2 separate regions of the Homo sapiens genome follow, and region 1 is linked to region 2. Evidence: chromatin loops called from intact Hi-C (ENCODE). Cell type or tissue: K562. All regions are shown on one strand. Links, peaks and the distances in the headings refer to the core of each region. The heading gives the core; the rest is flanking DNA.

Region 1 (8,342 bases), core at 264-8,263, 950 kb after region 2:
GCGTTCCTAGTTCCTAGGACAGTATTTATCACTTAACTAGATATTCAAAAAGATGTATTGAGTGAATGAATAAATAAGTGTTCTTGATTCTTGAAATTTATTATGTGATCTAGTTGCAACACATTTAGCTCTAAAGACACTAAGTATCTATACTCAGATTGATAGTTAAAAGAAAAATCTTAGAGAAATAGTTCAACAGAGTTTAATTGAGCAAAGAATGATTTCCAAATCAGGCAGCCCCAAATCAGAATAGGTTCAGAGAGACTGTGGTTGAAAAAGATTTATGGACAGAAAACAGAACACGGCTCATGGAAAATAGAAGTGAGGAAAAGAAACAGCCAGATTGGTTCAGCTTGACATTTTCCTTATTTGACACAGTTTCAACAGTGAGCTGCCTTTTGTTGACCAAAACTCAGTGATTGGTACAAGAGTAGGTTGTTTACACATACAGTTAGGTTCCAGTTTATTATGTATGGAGAAACCCCTAGGCCCAACTTAAAATATGTAAGAAGACAGCTTTAGGCTCAACTTAACAGCAGTAAGAAAGAAAAATGTAGGGCTGTGAAAAGCAACGTTTTAGATGACCATTTCTGAATTTCACTGAGGAGCTTTATGGTTGTCCTACGGGGCTTTTGGCTTGGGAGAATATTGATCACTTATTTCCATAGCTTGAAATTGCAGTCAAGTGAGCATACAAAAAAATAGCCCTTGTTCTAGAACCTCTAGAGAAATTTTAAGGGACATAATTGTAAGATGTCAAAAATACATCAAAATTTCCAGATGATGAAAGCAATTTAGAATACTTGGTTTTAATTTCATATTCTAAAAGGACACGTCATTACTAGGGGCCTCAGAAGAGAATGCAAGCAAAGTACATAAGAGAAACATAAGATATACTAAGGGAACCATTAGCATAGAGTTATATGATGCATTATACATACTCTGATTTAATTAACTTACATGCTCACTAAATAAGGAAGCAGTGTGAGGAATAAAAACCATAAACTACCACCCCTGGGGCAGTATCTTGCTCAGTGATGATAAGATCCTCCCGTCCTCTCAGAGTCTCTGGGGTCTTCTCAGAACTTCTTGCCCTAAAGCCTCTATTCCAGCCCTGGCTCTGTCACTTCTAGCTCTGAAAACTTTCGCCAACCCTTTTCCATTCTGAGCCATCTAATAAGAAAGCAACAAATTAAATGTGTGGTTCTTTTAACTCACACAGCTACCCTGAACTTCACAGGAGATAACATATATGGAAGTGTCTGACACACTAAATTTGAATTGCAAAGTCATGGGGGTTATCCACTTACCTGTGAAATGTATAGCAAAATATTAAAATTAATTATTGTTTACCTACTTATTTGTTTCCTCCATTTAACACAAGGAATTAGGAGACTAAGAATGTTGGTCTGAATTATATATCTCTATCTTAGTGCCTGGAATATTGCCTGGCACATTAAACAAATTAATCACTGAATGAATGCATTTAGCTTTAAAATTTAATATAAAATTACATTGTACGTTTGAAAAAAATGACTTCATTTTAATTTCTTACTTAATATATTTTAAATATAGCTTGAAGAAATAGATGCATTATAGAGAGATTCTGAATATAAATATATGGTTGGTTATTATAAAAAAGAAAGTTATGGCCAAGGTCGTGAGGCCAAATTCTAGTTTATTTCTAAAATTATATGTTCATTTGAATCTGAAGTAACACTTAGAATTATCATTACACTTCACTAAAGAACTGATAATCAGTTGCATTGCAGATATAGTTAATCTTACATTTGCATAATATGTTACAAGCTTTCAGAAAGCTTTTACATTGATAATTTCCTTCAATTTTCATAACCACCCCCCCAGTGATGCTGGAAAAAAATAATTAAATTACCTGTTTTTCAGGAATCTGGCTCAGAGAGGACAGATGACTTACTTGTTACTCAACTAAGAGCAGGTAGCAAATTTGATGAAGTTAAAGCCACTGTTTCTTAAGAGTCTTGCAAAGTTTTGTCTCACTATAATCCTTTCTTTCTGCATTGATCAGGTGATGTCACTATCCTTTCCTTGCACTCTCAAGAATATCGTAGGCCTCTTTTTTTCAGCAGGAGTATGCATTAGGTTGGTGCAAAATGAATGGCGGTTCTTGCCATTGGATATTAAACTGCTCTCCAAGCTACATTTTAGGATTTGTCCTTGATCAGAGATTGTACTAAATATTTCTCCAAATTAGAATGGCTCTTCCCAGACAACTGGGTTCAAATTCCAATGCAGCCATTTATTAGCTGTGCAACAAGAACAAATCCTGTAAACTCTCTGTGCCTCAGTTTCCTTTTCTGAAAAATAGAAGTAACAATAATACACCCACTGCACAGGGTTGTTTGGAGAAATAATTAATCTATAAAGCACAATCACAGTGCCTGGCACATGGCAAATGCTAGTGAAATGTTAACTATTATTATTATTGTTGCTGTTACTATTTTCATTATCATTCTCTTCAAGCATTATTTATTTTCATTATTTTTAACTTTAAGCAATACTTATTTTCATTATTCTCATTATTATCTTCAAGCTATTGTTAGTATTATCATAATCTTCTTCTAAAAAGGAGGCAAGGCTGGGTATGGTGGCTCACCCCTGTAATCCCAGCACTTTAGGAGGCCAAGGTGGGCGGATCACAAGGTCAAGAGATCGAGACCATTTGGGCCAACATAGTGAAACCCCATCTCTACTAAAAACACAAAAATTAGCTGGGTGTGGTGGCGCACGCCTGTAGGCCCAGCTACTCAGGAGGCTGAGGCAGGAGAATCACTTGAACCCAGAAGGCAGAGGTTGCAGTGAGCCGAGATTGCGCCACTGCCCTCCAGCCTGGTGACAGAGCGAGACTCCGTCTCAAAAAAAAAAGAAGGGCAGAAGCCCCAGAGATCAAGGAAGTATGTCCACCAGGAAACGGAGATTGTTTCATTTGACACAAGCTCCGTTTTGCAGGACTGAGTACGGGAGGGCAGAGTGTGGGGAGGGAAGTCTCTGCAAACCAGTGACTGTTTTGGCAAATAGGAGGAGTGAAGAAACAAAAGGTGGAAACTCTGAGAGATAATTGTACACGGGTCAGACAAATCCCTGTAAAATCAGCTTTTTGTACCTTCTTGGTAGCATCCGCGAACCACCATCAGCCTCTAGTGTGCGCATGCGATGGAGGAGGGGACACTACAAGAACAGGGCCAGGGCTCTTTTCAGATCACCGTCATCTCAGGGATGTTCTGTGCTGGTATTTCAAAATCACCATGCGTCATATCAGACTGATCTCTAGTTAGATAAGTAACAGAACCAAGTGGGCTGATTTGGAACAACAACAAAAAACTAATGTATTTCACCGATCAAGATAACACCAATGCTGTGTTGTTTTCCTATTGTATCATTACCACGATTATTATTGTTATTTAAAAGTCTGCTACCTGCTCTTGCTTTTACCATCCAGTCGCCTCCTAGAAGCGGAGAAATAATTACGTGTAAATCCCATCATATCACTGCTCTCACAGCTCCCAGGAGTTTCCATTGCGATAGCGAACCTGAGCCCCTAGCCAGGGCTCCGTAGGCTCCCGGCTCAGCCCTGACATAACCTCTCCCTTCCCTCCAGCTCTAGCCACCCTGCTGCTGGTGTCCCATTCCTGGACTTTTTCTGAAACGTTCCCTGCTTATTTTCTGCTCAGGGCAGTCCCCCTTGCTGTACCGATGGTGCTCTCTGCCTCTAGATATTCCTGGAGTTGATTCCCTCTTACAATTTAGATTTCAATTCAAAAGTTACCTCTCGCCAGGTGCAGTGGCTCACGTCTGTAATCCCAGCACTTTGGGAGGCCAAGGCGGGCAGATCACCTGAGGTCAGGAGTTCAAGACCAGCCTGGCCGACGTGGTGAAACCCCATCTCTACCAAAAATACAAAAATTACCCGGGCGTGGTGGCGGGCGCCTGTAGTCCCAGCTGCTTGGGACGCTGAGGCAAGGAGAATCGCTTGAACCCGGGAGGTGGAGGTTGCAGTGAGCCGCGATCGCACCACTGCACTACAGCCTGGGCAATAGAGTGGGACTCCGTCTCAAAAACAAAACAAAAACAAATGTTACCTCTTTCTTCATTGAGGCCTTTGACCGTCATAAAATCCGAAGTAGCTCTGCCCTTTGCACCCGCTGCTTCCCTCTCTCTGCCTCCGCGTTCCCTAACCTCCAGCTGTCACACACAGCCTAGTGGTTAACTGAGTCGATTCCGGTCTAATGCCTGGCTTTGACTGTCGCCTCCACCAAGAAAGTAGTACTCAGTCTCGTCCTCTCATCCAGCCTAAATTGCCTCATCAGCAAAATGGGAAAGTTGATAGCACCTCTTCTCAACGCGCGGCTGTGCAGTTTAAACAAGATAATGTATGTGAAATTCTTGAATAGTTCTTGGCTCATGGAAAGCATTCAATAAATTTTGGACATTGTTATTACTTTATTCACATTATTCTACATTGTCACACCACAGACCAGTACAAAGTAAGCCCTCTGAGAGCAATGATAGCCAACTGCGTTCATCGCCGGGTCTCCAGGCCTTAGGAAAAGCCGGGCACAAGGTGAAACAAATGAATACATCCAGTATCCACACACACCTGTCTCACTTTTCCTCCATTTTCTCCCCTTAAACGCAGAATTTCTGCTTTTCTCCAGCAACTGAAGATACTTAAGTTCAGCACCTCATGCAATTAGCCCACATAAGACCCCTTTACTGTTTTAGGATTCTTGAAATTCTTTGTAAAGCTGCCATCTTCTAGTTTTACCAGGTGAGACTGAAAGCGTACCTGGTGCAATGGCGCCCTCTGCAGGTAGACAGAAGAATTAACGTGGTCCCAGCTCCAGGAACTGCGTTCTTGAGGGACATCACCTGTGCGGGTGCAACTGCAGTGCTGTCTTTTCTGCCCTGTCCAAGACATTTTTTGCTTAGTATTTCTCTATAATGTAACCTCATTGAGGATAGAAGCTTTGTCTATACTCCCAATCCCATCACCAATATAGTAGGCACCCAGTGCATGTTTGTTGAATAAATATGTGAATAGAAAAAGAGTAGTTTTCAATCTTTTGTATCCCCAAGTGGCCCAGCAACATGGGGAAGCTACTGATAGAAAATAGTGATCAGCTGATTAATTGTATGCAACGTTTGGGTAGCAAGATAAGTGATAACACAAATAAAAGGAATGAGGGAACAGAAAGAATTAATAATTAAATAGAAAATTAAAAATATAGTTTAATGACACTGAGGTATCCATTAAACACTTAATAAAACTAGTTACATGTTTTAAATTGAAATATATTTTGAGATAATTTAAAAAAATATTTAAAAATCATTGGCAGTATATTCAAGATGCAACAGACACATGTAATTAATCGATATTGTTTACAAATCTTGGCAGTGCAAATTCATTGCAGTTCTACAAGGAAGAGACACTTGTCAAATGAGACACTAAGATAACTCTAGGTCCAACCCTGTGGTATCTCACTTAAAAAAGAACTCTATATAAAACTATATACTCTCACGCCTGTAATCCCAGGACTTTGGGAGGCCGAGGCGGGCAGATCACGAAGTCAGGAGATTGAGACCATCCTGGCTAACACGGTGAAACCCCATCTCTACTAAAAATACAAAAAATGAGCCGGGCGTGGTGGCAGGGGCCTGCAGTCCCAGCTACTCGGGAGGCTGAGGCAGGAGAATGGCGTGAACCCAGGAGGCAGAGCTTGCAGTGAGCCAAGATCGCGCCACTGCACTCCGGCCTGGGCAAAAGAGCAAGACTCCATCTCAAAAAAAAAAAAAAAAAAAACCTATATACTCAAAATGATCTTCAAAAGGATATTTCATTTATAAAAGAACTTGCTATAATTTTCTTTTGAGTAGAAACTTATGCAGTGACCTGAAAGTACAATATATCTAGTAATTCCATACATTACTTTCCGTCTGTAGTTAACACAGAACTCTCCAACACATCATCTCCAAGAATTCTTACCTCAGTCCTATGGAATAGACACACCAAGTATCTTTATTCTCATTACACAGGTGAGCAAATCAGGATGGTCTAGAGACTCATCCAATATCATAGTTAACAGGAAGGCCAGAACCCAAGGTCTTCAAACTCATGGGCCATTGTTCCTTCTATTATACCACATGGCATGTTCTAGAATATCTGTGAATGTGTCTTTCCATATTAGTGATCAGAGGATCAGACAATTAAGCAAATGATCACTATTTTCTTCCCCATGTTGCTGGGCCTTTTGGGGAGAAAAAGATTGAAAATTGCCCTTTTTCTATTCTAGGCATAGTCTGACTCTAATGTCCTGAGTAATTTAGCAGCAGTTTGGGACTCTCAGTCTCGTATTGGTTAGATCATCCTTTATTTTTAACACTCTGCTTATGTCTCTCTCTTTTTATTTGAGAAAGAAGAAAAAGAAAGAGAAAGGGAGAGAGCGGTGAGGAGTGGGAATGGGAAGGAATCAAGTGGAAACAGGTTCAGATATTCAATGAAATATGTGTTTGAAGATCATTTGGGGTTTACATTTTTATAGACAGTTATTTTATTAAGCAAGATGCCACAGGGTTGGATACAGTTATTTTAGTGTCTCATTTACCAAAATATTCAACGAATAATTCAACCATGATTCTTTTAGTCCAGATTCAATGAGCACAGATTTGAATGACAGAACTTTCCTTTGAAAGTCACACGGCTCCTCTGGGCTTATCCATTGGGTGTCATGTTCCACTGGATGGATTATTGTGGTACTTTAAAAAGGTGCAAACTCTCAGAACCTGTCACTTTGGTTGATATGTTTAAATAAGAGACAGAGAAATTAAGAACCCTTGACCTAGTATTATGGGAGATTTACATGAAAGTATTACATGAACATTTACATGGAAATATTTTAACCATTTTGCTTGGAACAGTGGCTCAGAATTATAATTATCATAACAGTTAAAGTATGGTATTTCTTACTTTATTACATTTTTTAAAATAGATATTGCATTGGTTTAAAAATAATACGATAAGCAAAAGAGCAAATAATGTTACCTATGAAAGAATGAAGTTAGGAGGTATAGAATATGAGAGTTTTGTATGTGTTATTGTTACAGAAAACGTCCTGTTTTAAAACTTTTATCTTAGGTTTGGGAGTATGTGCGCAGGTTTGTTATACAGATAAACTCGTGTCACAGGGGTTTGGTGTACAGATTATTTCATTACCCAGGTATTAAGCCTGGTACCCAATACTTAATGTTTTTCTGCTCCTCTTCCTCCTCCCACCCTCCACTCTCAAGTAGATCCCAGTGTCTGTTGCTCCCCTCTTCGTGTCCATGAGTTCTCATCATTTAGCTCCCACTTATAAGTGAGAACATGTGGCATTTGGTTTTCTGTTCCTGCATGAGTTTACTAAGGATAATGGCCTCCAGCTCCATCCATGTTCCCTCAAAAGACATGATCTCATTCTTTCTCATGGCTGCATCGTATCCCATGATGTAGCTGCACCACATTTTCTTTATCCAATCTGTCCTTGATGTGTATTTAGGCTGATTCCATGTCTTTGCTATTGTGAATAGTGCTACAGTGAACATTGGCATGTGTCTTTATGGGAGAATGATTTCTGTTCCTCTCAGTATAGTCCCAGTAATGGGATTGCTGGGTCCAATGGTAGTTCTGTTTTTAGCTCTTTGAGAAGTTGCCATACTGCTTTCCACAATGGTTGAACAATTTACACTCCCACCAAGAGTGTGCAAGTGTTCTCTTTTCTCTGCAACCTCGCCAGCATCTGTTGTTTTTTGACTTTTTAGTAATAGCCATTCTGAATGGTGTGAGATGGTATGTCATTGTGGTTTTGATTTGCATTTCTCTAATGATCAGTGACATTGAACCTTTTTATCATGTGATTGTTGGCCACATACATGTCTTGTTTGGAAAAGTGTCTGTTCATGTCCTTTGCCCACTTTTAATGCAGTTGTTTGTTTTGCTCTTGTAAATTTAAGTTCCTTATAGATGCTGGATAGTAGACCTTTGTCAGATGCATAGTTTGCAAATATTTTCTCCTATTCTATAGGTTGTCTCTTTACTCTGTTGGTAATTTCTTCTGCTGTGCAGAAGCTCTTAAGTTTAATTAGATACTATTTGTCAATTTTCGCTTTTGTTGCAGTTGCTTTTGGTGTCTTTGTCATAAAATCTTTGCCCGTTCCTGTGTCCAGGATGGTATTGCCTAGGTCATCTTCCAGAGTTTATAGTTTTGGGTTTGACATTTAAGTATTTAATCCATCTTAAGTTGAATTTTGTATATGGTGTAAAGAAGGGA
Region 2 (8,342 bases), core at 161-8,160:
TTTTTTTTAAGTGAAAAATTCAAAGAGATGGGGTACTGGCTATGTTGACCAGGCTAGTATCGAACTCCTGGCCTCAAGTGATCCTCCCATCTCAGCCTCCCAAAATGCTGGGATTACAGACCTGAGCCACCATGTCTGGCCTCCACTACTGTTTTATGAGTACCTTTATGATGTCCAGTATCCTTGTTGGTAGGACCTTTGTCCACTACTACTGCTGATAAATCCAATTACTCTTCCAAAATGAAAATTTGAGCTCATTAACTATCAAGAGTTGTTTAGGAGATGTATTTCTTTTCTACACACACCACCTACAGCTGGTCTCTCTAGGCTGAGATATTTCTGCTCACTGGAGACCAGATCATCAGCTACAGAGGCTTGGGTCAAGAAATGTCTTAGTCACAGTGAACCCGCTGCATTCCACTGTGTATCTGTCTCCCTTAGGCATAAACTTAGGTTTTCCACGTCAAAATTCCTGTAAGGCAGTGTGAAATTCCGTAAATCCTTTTTGGCAAAAGCATTTCTGGGCTTGCGTAACTCAGATATAAGTCCCTTAATCTCATTGCCATTTTATCTTTATAAGCCAATCTTCAGTAACTCTGCAACTATTATAATGACTTTTTCAAACCTTCAGGTAACCTTCAGGTATGTGTAACTCATACTGGTGAAATGCTGCTATACAGCTTTCTAGAAATGATCAGAACTACTTAGAAATCTTGTTTTGGGTAGAAATTGTAGTTATATATAAAGCACCTTTATTCTTGAAAAGGGCACTGGCTCTATTCATCAAAAAATCCTCAGTTTAGGTGACCTTTTGAGAGTGAACGTGAGCAGAACGCAGACCATCTATGGCTTAGGTTTTCCTGGCACATTGCAGCCCCATTGAAAGATCTCGCTGTAGCAGTGGGAGTCCTCATGGACCACGGGTCCTGCCCACCTTTCTTTTTCTCCTGTGTATTTTTTGAAGGTCTGGCTCCTACTGATGCTAGGAATTACTTTGTCATCCTTAGGTAGTATTTTTGCTTAGACTAAAGGTCATGTCCTTCTTTCTCGAATTACCCACTTACTGCAAATTAAGATGCCTCCATGCCTCCTAAATCAATGTGTATCTTCTAATTATAATAGAAACACATTTTTTTGATAGTGACCACAGGAAAATACAGAAATGTATCAAGAAGAAAACAAAAATCTCCAGTAATCCTACTGTTATATCCAGAAATCACTACTATTAACATCTTCTGTATTTCCTGGCACTGTTTTTAATGCCTGTGTGTGTACGCATATTTAAAAAAACTTGGCTTTATAATAGACATAAATAAAATGTTGCATATTTTCTCATATGTCAGTATTTCCTGAGTGTTTTCCTGTGCAGTACATGTTCTTTGAACATGTCCTATTATATATTCCTTCATTATGAATGACTCATAATGATTTAACACTGCACCTATTATTGGGTGTTCGGCTTGTATTTATCTTTTATTGTTAATGGTAGGCATACTTATATCTTTATTTTCTTATCCAATAATCTACTTAGGATTAATTCCTTGAAGAGGAATTGCAGAGTTAAAAGCTTTGATTGTTTTTATCTTTAATGTTCTTGATATACACTAACAGATCGCCCTCCAGGAAGGTCTTGTCAATTTAAATACCGGCTCTTAGGCCTGCTTCTTTGAAAATTCTCCCAAAAATGAACGATATTTTTACTAATTTTTTTTTTTTTACTATATGATGGGTGAAAATGTTATTTACTCTTCTTTTCCATTTTGTTTCTTTGGATAATAAGAAGTTGAACATTGACTTTCTTGTGTTTTTTTTCTTATTTACATCTATTTTGTATGTTAATTCTTTATATTCTGTTCTTTTTTTTCTATTAGATTCTTAAGGCTTTTCTTTCTTTTCATTTTTGTTAGACCTCAGCTACAGAGGATTGAGTTAAATAATATCCTCTTTTCATGGAAATTATCAGCATCATTCCCTTTTATCCTGATTCCTGATTCCCATTTTCCTCTCCCGCTGCCCCACGACACACAAATGCAAGCTTCCAAGCTTCCTAGTGTGTTCAGTGAATACTCTTTCAGTTATACGAGTTCTTGTTAAGTGTGTGTTATTGTAAACATGCATTTTCAATTTATATAAATCAAATGGTACTGTGTATTACATTTAATTCTTCTTATTTTCATTTAGTGCTCAATAGCCACATGTGGTTAGTGGCTACCATATTGGACTGTGTAGATTTAGAACATATTCATTATTGCAGAAAGTTCCATTGGAGAAAACTATTCTAGATATTAGATGCAGATCAATTTTAGACCTTGAGATGTCTTCTCCTATTCTGTCATGTGTCTGCTAAATTTGCTGATTATTCCTGTATTGTATAGAAATCTCCAAGTTTGATGTAAATACATTTATTGTTTGCCTTATGATTTGTGCTTTGCAAATTTTGTTTAAGAAGTCTTTTCCCACCCTAGATCACCAGTATACTCTGTTATGTTACCTTCCATTAATTTTTATAGTTTCTTCCCTTTTACATTTAGGTTTTTGGTCTGTTGAAGTTCACCTTTGTTATTTGGTGTTAGGTAGAAATCTAGTTTTATTTTTTTCCATACGTGAATAAGTTTCACTAACATTGTCTGTTTTAAAATCTATGTCTTTTCTTCATTGATTAGTGGTGCTATTTTTATTATGTATAAGTTCCCATGAGTGTATGGATCTGTTTCTAAACTCTCTCTTCTGTTTCATTGGTCTAGTTATTTGTTCTTCACAATTCATACTTTTTATTATTGACATTGTTCTATGTCTTAGTATCTGACAGGACACGTCCTGTTTTTATACTCTTCTTTTTAAAGGGTTGACCTATCTATGGACATTTATTCTTCCAGATAAATTTTAGAATAAATTTATTTAGTTTATCTAAAAGAAAACTGGACGTTTGAATGAGATTTAATTGGATTTAGGTGAATTAAGTCTAACTCAAAAAACTTTGACATCTTGGAAAATTAAATCAGCCTGTTTTAAACCATATATTTATATAATCATCTGTGTCCTTTACTGGCATTTAGAAGCTTCCCCCACCCCAGAGATATTGTATATTCTGGTTCAGTTAGTCCCCATATATTTTATTGTTTTATTTCCGTAGATTGTATCTCCTTTTAAATTTTTCTAGTTGATTATTGCTGCTACAGAGAAATGCTATGGCTTTTGTAAGTTGATCTTATAAGTGGAAACCATGCAAAAGCTTATCCATTCTTATAGTTTGTTGATTTGTAAAAACTCTTAATTTATTAAAAGTGTTTTGCTATCTGTAGGTCATATTTATTAGAAGTGTTTTCCAGTTTGTTATTTGACTTAGAATTTTATTTATGATGTATTTTTACACTTCTAAGTTTTAAATTTATCAGGTAGCAAATTCTGTTAATGCTATTTTGTCATTTTTATCAATTAATTTATGCTATTTGTCAAAAGGAAGTGTATTTTCCTTTTTTTCTTCAGTACTAGCAATCTGTTTTATTGTTTCCCCAAAATATAGAGTTCTTCACGGAATGCCAAAGTAGACAGAAAGTGTGTAGCACTTTTGATCCACTAGAGGCCAACACTTGCTTGAAAGAAACTGGCATGCTTTCCTAAATCTCCTATTTTTTTCCTCTCTGAATGGGAAGAAACTGGCTGAAAAAAAGCCTTACAGAAAATAACTAATTTCTATTTAAATTAGATGTCTAGAAATGCTATAGAAAGAAGAATCTGGACAAAAAGAAAAGGCTATTTTCAAAGACAATAAGTTATATAAAGAGGATTCAAAGCAACAAAGCTGTTTTTAGTGGAAAAAAAATGAAAGCAGAAAATCCAAATAAAACAGTTTAAAATGTTTTAAAAATTTAACTTAGAAGAAAGAGAAAACTAAAATAGAAATAAAAAAGGTCCAGCTTCTACTCAAAATACACATTTAGTGTCATTAAATAAGAAGTAGGTGACAAGAGGCTGGGCGCGGTGGCTCACACCTGTAATCCCAACACTTTGGGTGGCCAAGGCAGATGGATCACAAGGTTAAGAGATCGAGACCATCCTGGCCAACATGGTGAAACCCTGTCTCCACTAAAAATACAAACAATTAGCAGGGCGTGGTGGCGGGCGCCTGTAGTCCCAGCTACTCGGGAGGCTGAGGCAGGAGAATCACTTGAACCTGGGAAGTGGAGGTTGCAGTGAGCCGAGATTGTGCCACTGCACTCCAGCCTGGGTGACAGAGCGAGACTCCATAAAAAAACAAACAAACAAACAAAAAGTAGGTGACAAGAAACAGCAGACAATAGTGGCTTTTTCTCCCTTTTCCTCTTTGCTCTGAAAAACCAGGAGATGGGGCTAACCTGCCTCCCATTCTGTAGGGTTCCTGCACAGATAACTGGGTGAAAAACAATTCCCAAACTGAAAAAAATCCATTGTTTTAATTCCAGTGAGGTGATCTGTAGGAAATAACCACGCTGGCTTACAAGCAGACATTGAAAGGTGGTTCTTCTCTGAGGCTTATTCTTAAAATCATGTTTATCACTCAAAAGCAGACATATCTACAGAGGGAGGGATGAAGAGGAGGGAAAGAAGGAAGGAGGGAAGGAGGAAGGGTGGGCCAATACCAAGACTGCAATTCTCTTATCTATGAAAACATAAAGAATTGCGAAAAACGGTTCTTTACATATAGACAGAGGTGCTTATAATTTAGAGCTGGAAAAAAATGATCAAGATTAAATGACAGCCCACATGCAAAACACTATAAAAAGCAAGGTACTATTATTATTATTACAAAGGTGCATCTGCCAGCGGGGATCTTGGCTTCTGGGTGCCCTTTCATAAGTAGGGCAGCTACGTCATATCATATATGAAAGCCTATGCTATACAAAGAAGTTATTTTTACATCAATCGAAATAAATGCATAAAAGATTTACGTTTGCATTGAAGACAAGGTAAAATTTTTAAAAATCAATGGGAACGCATCTTAGACATGCCAAGTTATATTATAAAGAACTTCCAAATGAATATGTTTTCTGCTGGCTTTTGATTTAATACCTATAAAAACTGAGTACATACAGTAGGAAGGGCACATTTACAAGGATGGACTGAAAAATACCATATGTTATTTCACAAAGTTTCGTTAACTTTTAATGAATTAAATTTATTTTCATTTATAAGAAGTATGTGCACAAGATAGAAAATGCACACACAGCTAAGGGGTTTCATTGGAAAGCACTCTGCTCTCCTAAACCCATTCCCATTCCCTCATCTACCAGTGTCACCATCCACAGTTAATTGTCATTGCCACTTTCTTACCATCGGTATGTCTGAATTTTTTTTTTTTTTTACAGAAATGCTAGTATGCCATACAAATTGTTCCACATCTTGCCTTAAAATGCCACACCATCACCAATAACCACTTAACATAATATGGTTTGCTCTTCATCTCAGGTCAGTTAGGTCAGAAGGAGGTATGCTTTATTCTAAGTTACACAGTATTCCACCAGATGAATGTATCATCGTTGATTTGTCTAGTCTCCTACTGAAAGACATTTAGATTATTTTCAGCCCTTGGCTATAAAAAACAATAATCCAGTGATTTTCTGTGTACTTCTATTTTCTTTGTGGAAATATGATTTAGGAATGGAAACCTAGAAGAGAAATTGATGGGTCAAAGGTATGAGTGTTTTTTTGTTTGTTTGCCTGTTTTTGTTTGTTTTTTTGTAGTCAGCTATTTAATTAGGTTCTTAAGGCATTTAGAATGCCAATTTGTGAGGATAAATTCCATTTGTCCGGGCAAACACAGATGGCAGGTAGACCTGATGCTGAGGAATAGCTTTGGTTTTTCGTAAAATGTGTGAGTCCACAGCTTTCTGATCAATCTTGCACTGCTCTGTAATCTTGTATTTCTCTTTTTCTGTGTTGAAGATCTCACCTTCCTGGTCTGAACTTCCACAGCTTCTTCTTGAAGTAAGCATCACTAAGATGTTCTGGGATTTTTACATTGCTGATATCAATTTTGGTTGAAGTCGCAATGACAAATTTCTGGTATTTTCTTCATAGAGGAACTCGATTGAGGGCCAGAGGTCCAGTCACAAGTAATAAGCCACTAGCCAGCTGCTTCAGGAAAACCACCCTCTTGCCCCTGTGGCCTCCAGTGAGGAGGATCAGAATGGTCCCCGGGGTAATGCTGGCTCGCAGTTTTCTCACGTGCTGACTGAAGGGTTTGTTGCCATGGCTCAGCAGCTTTCCAGGCACATCTTCAGTAGGATAATATCTAGGCATTTTGCGAAGTTTAACCACCCGGGTACCACCGTTCTTGTCACCACCAACTGGTTTTGTAACAGTTGCAAAAACCTTCTCCTTCTTTTTCTTTTCAACCTTGGATTTAGCGGCTGAGTACTTCCTCTTATACGTGGCCTTTCTGGAATACACGGCAGGTCAGGAATACCTGCCAATTCCTCTGACAAGGACAGGATTGCACTGCAATGGGGCTTCCCCTTCTTGGGCTTTTTAGTCTTGAGGTGACCCTTTTTCACCACCAGCATCAGCCTTCTTGGCTTTGGGTTTCTTCTCTTTGGTATCTGGCTTCTCAATTGTTTCACCTGCTGTCTTGTAAGATGGGAAAGAGAGTTTGTGTGTGTGTGTGTGTGTGTGTGTGTGTGTGTGTGTCTGGCTTCTCAATTGTTTCATCTGCTGTCTTGTAAGATGGGAAAGAGAGGGGTGTGTGTGTGTGTGATGGAGTTTTGCTCTTGTTGCCCAGGCTGGAGTGCAATGACATGATCTCGGCTCACTGCAACCTCTGCCTCCAACCGATTCTCCTGCCTCAGCCTCCTGAGTAGCTGGGATTACAGGCGCCCACAACTATGCCCAGCTAATTTTTGTATTTTCAGTAGAGACGGGGTTTCACCATCTTGGCCAGGCTGGTCTCAAACTCCTGACCTCAGGTAATCTGCCCGCCTCGGCCTCCCAAAGTGCTGGGATTACAGGCATGAGCCACCACGCCTGGCCTGGTATGAGCATTTTAATGTGTATAGATACTGCCAAAATGGCCCTTCCCTGGGATAGTACCAGTCTGTATTCCCAAGGGGAATGCCTTTCCCACCACATTCTCCCCAAGATTGCTTTTAATCAAATATTTTGTTCTTTTCCAATCTGATAGGAGAAAAAAAAAGAATCTTGTGGTTTTAATTTGCATTTCTCCTATTGTGGGTAAAAGTTTGACATCTTTCTGTTTTAAAACTATTTGTATTTTCTGTGAATGGATTATCGTGCTTTTGCCCATTTTCCTGTTTACCTATTTTGATTGTAAAACTTACAAAAAGTATTTGTAGATCCTTATGTAACATAGAAATTAGCCCATTGTCTGTTTTATGTGGTATAAAAATTATTTTCCTGAGTTTATTAGCAGGAATTTAAACATTTTAAGTAGCCAATTTTTATTTTACTTTTAAATCTTTGATGCAGCTAAAATTCATTTTGATGTAAGAAATGATGAATTTCTTGATATGTATGAGGTTGATATCTAGAATTATTTTCCTTCTCCAGATGGTTCCTCAATAATATCCAATTTAGGTCTTGACAGTTCTTCTTTCCCATTGATTTGAAGGGGCCATTTCTGATAATCTGCCTTCCTATATGCATGTACGTCTGTCTAGACTCTTTTGTTAATTGGTTGTTTTTTTTTTTGGCGATGGAGTCTCACTCTGTTGCCCAGGCTGGAGTGCAGTTGCACGATCTTGGCCCATTGCAGCCTCAGCCTGCGGGGCTCAAGTGATCCTCCTGCCTCAGCACTTCCCAATAGCTGGGATTACAGACACGCAACACCACGCCCAGCTAATTTTTTTTGTATTTTTAGTTGGCCAGGCTGGTCTTGAACTCCTGGCCTCAGGTGATCTGCCTGCATAGGCCTCCCAAAGTGCTGGGATTACAGGTGTGAGCCACTGTGTCCAGCCTGTTGATTGGTCTTTATATCTATTGATACACTAGACATTTTGGCTACTATTGCTTTATAATATGTTTAACTTTCGAGAGGACTAGTACCCCCTTTTTTAGAATATTTTTTTCTGAAAATCATAAATATTATTATTATTCTCCTATGAACTTTAAAACAGCTTACATTAAAAGGTTTGTTCTTATTTTTAGTGATCACTTAAAATGTATATATTAGTTTAGGGAGGATGTTTGTCATTATATAATAATACTAAGACTCCTGCATCAAAACCCAATTAAGTTCTTTTTAAGTCTTGTTTATCTCTGTTTACATTTTTATTTTATTTCGAGACGGAGTCTTGCTCTGATGTCTGAAGTGCAGTGACACGATCTCAGCTCACTGTAACCTCTGCCTC

The links. Peaks named below come from ENCODE experiments on the same cell type or tissue, not always from the same donor. Only the 100,000 strongest peaks of a DNase experiment are listed, where the experiment ranks them.
Region 1: it touches region 2 in a loop (7-fold over the local background); 2 of 110 quality-filtered maps call a loop at or near these places.

What each region holds. Positions count from the first base shown.
Region 1 is chr1:240,884,724-240,893,065 of GRCh38, reverse strand. The region is part of intron 6 of RGS7 (regulator of G protein signaling 7); the gene reads left to right. Among named protein-coding and RNA genes, the nearest start is that of MIR3123, 240 kb to the left of the region's middle. RefSeq lists an enhancer at 4,429-4,956. In K562, for the core only: a CTCF peak has its summit at 4,839 (motif pointing left); a DNase peak (open chromatin) is centred at 4,865.
Region 2 is chr1:241,830,196-241,838,537 of GRCh38, reverse strand. It overlaps the pseudogene RPL6P3. Among named protein-coding and RNA genes, the nearest start is that of EXO1, 14 kb to the left of the region's middle. In K562, for the core only: CTCF peaks have their summits at 3,577 and 4,342; DNase peaks (open chromatin) are centred at 3,577 and 4,587.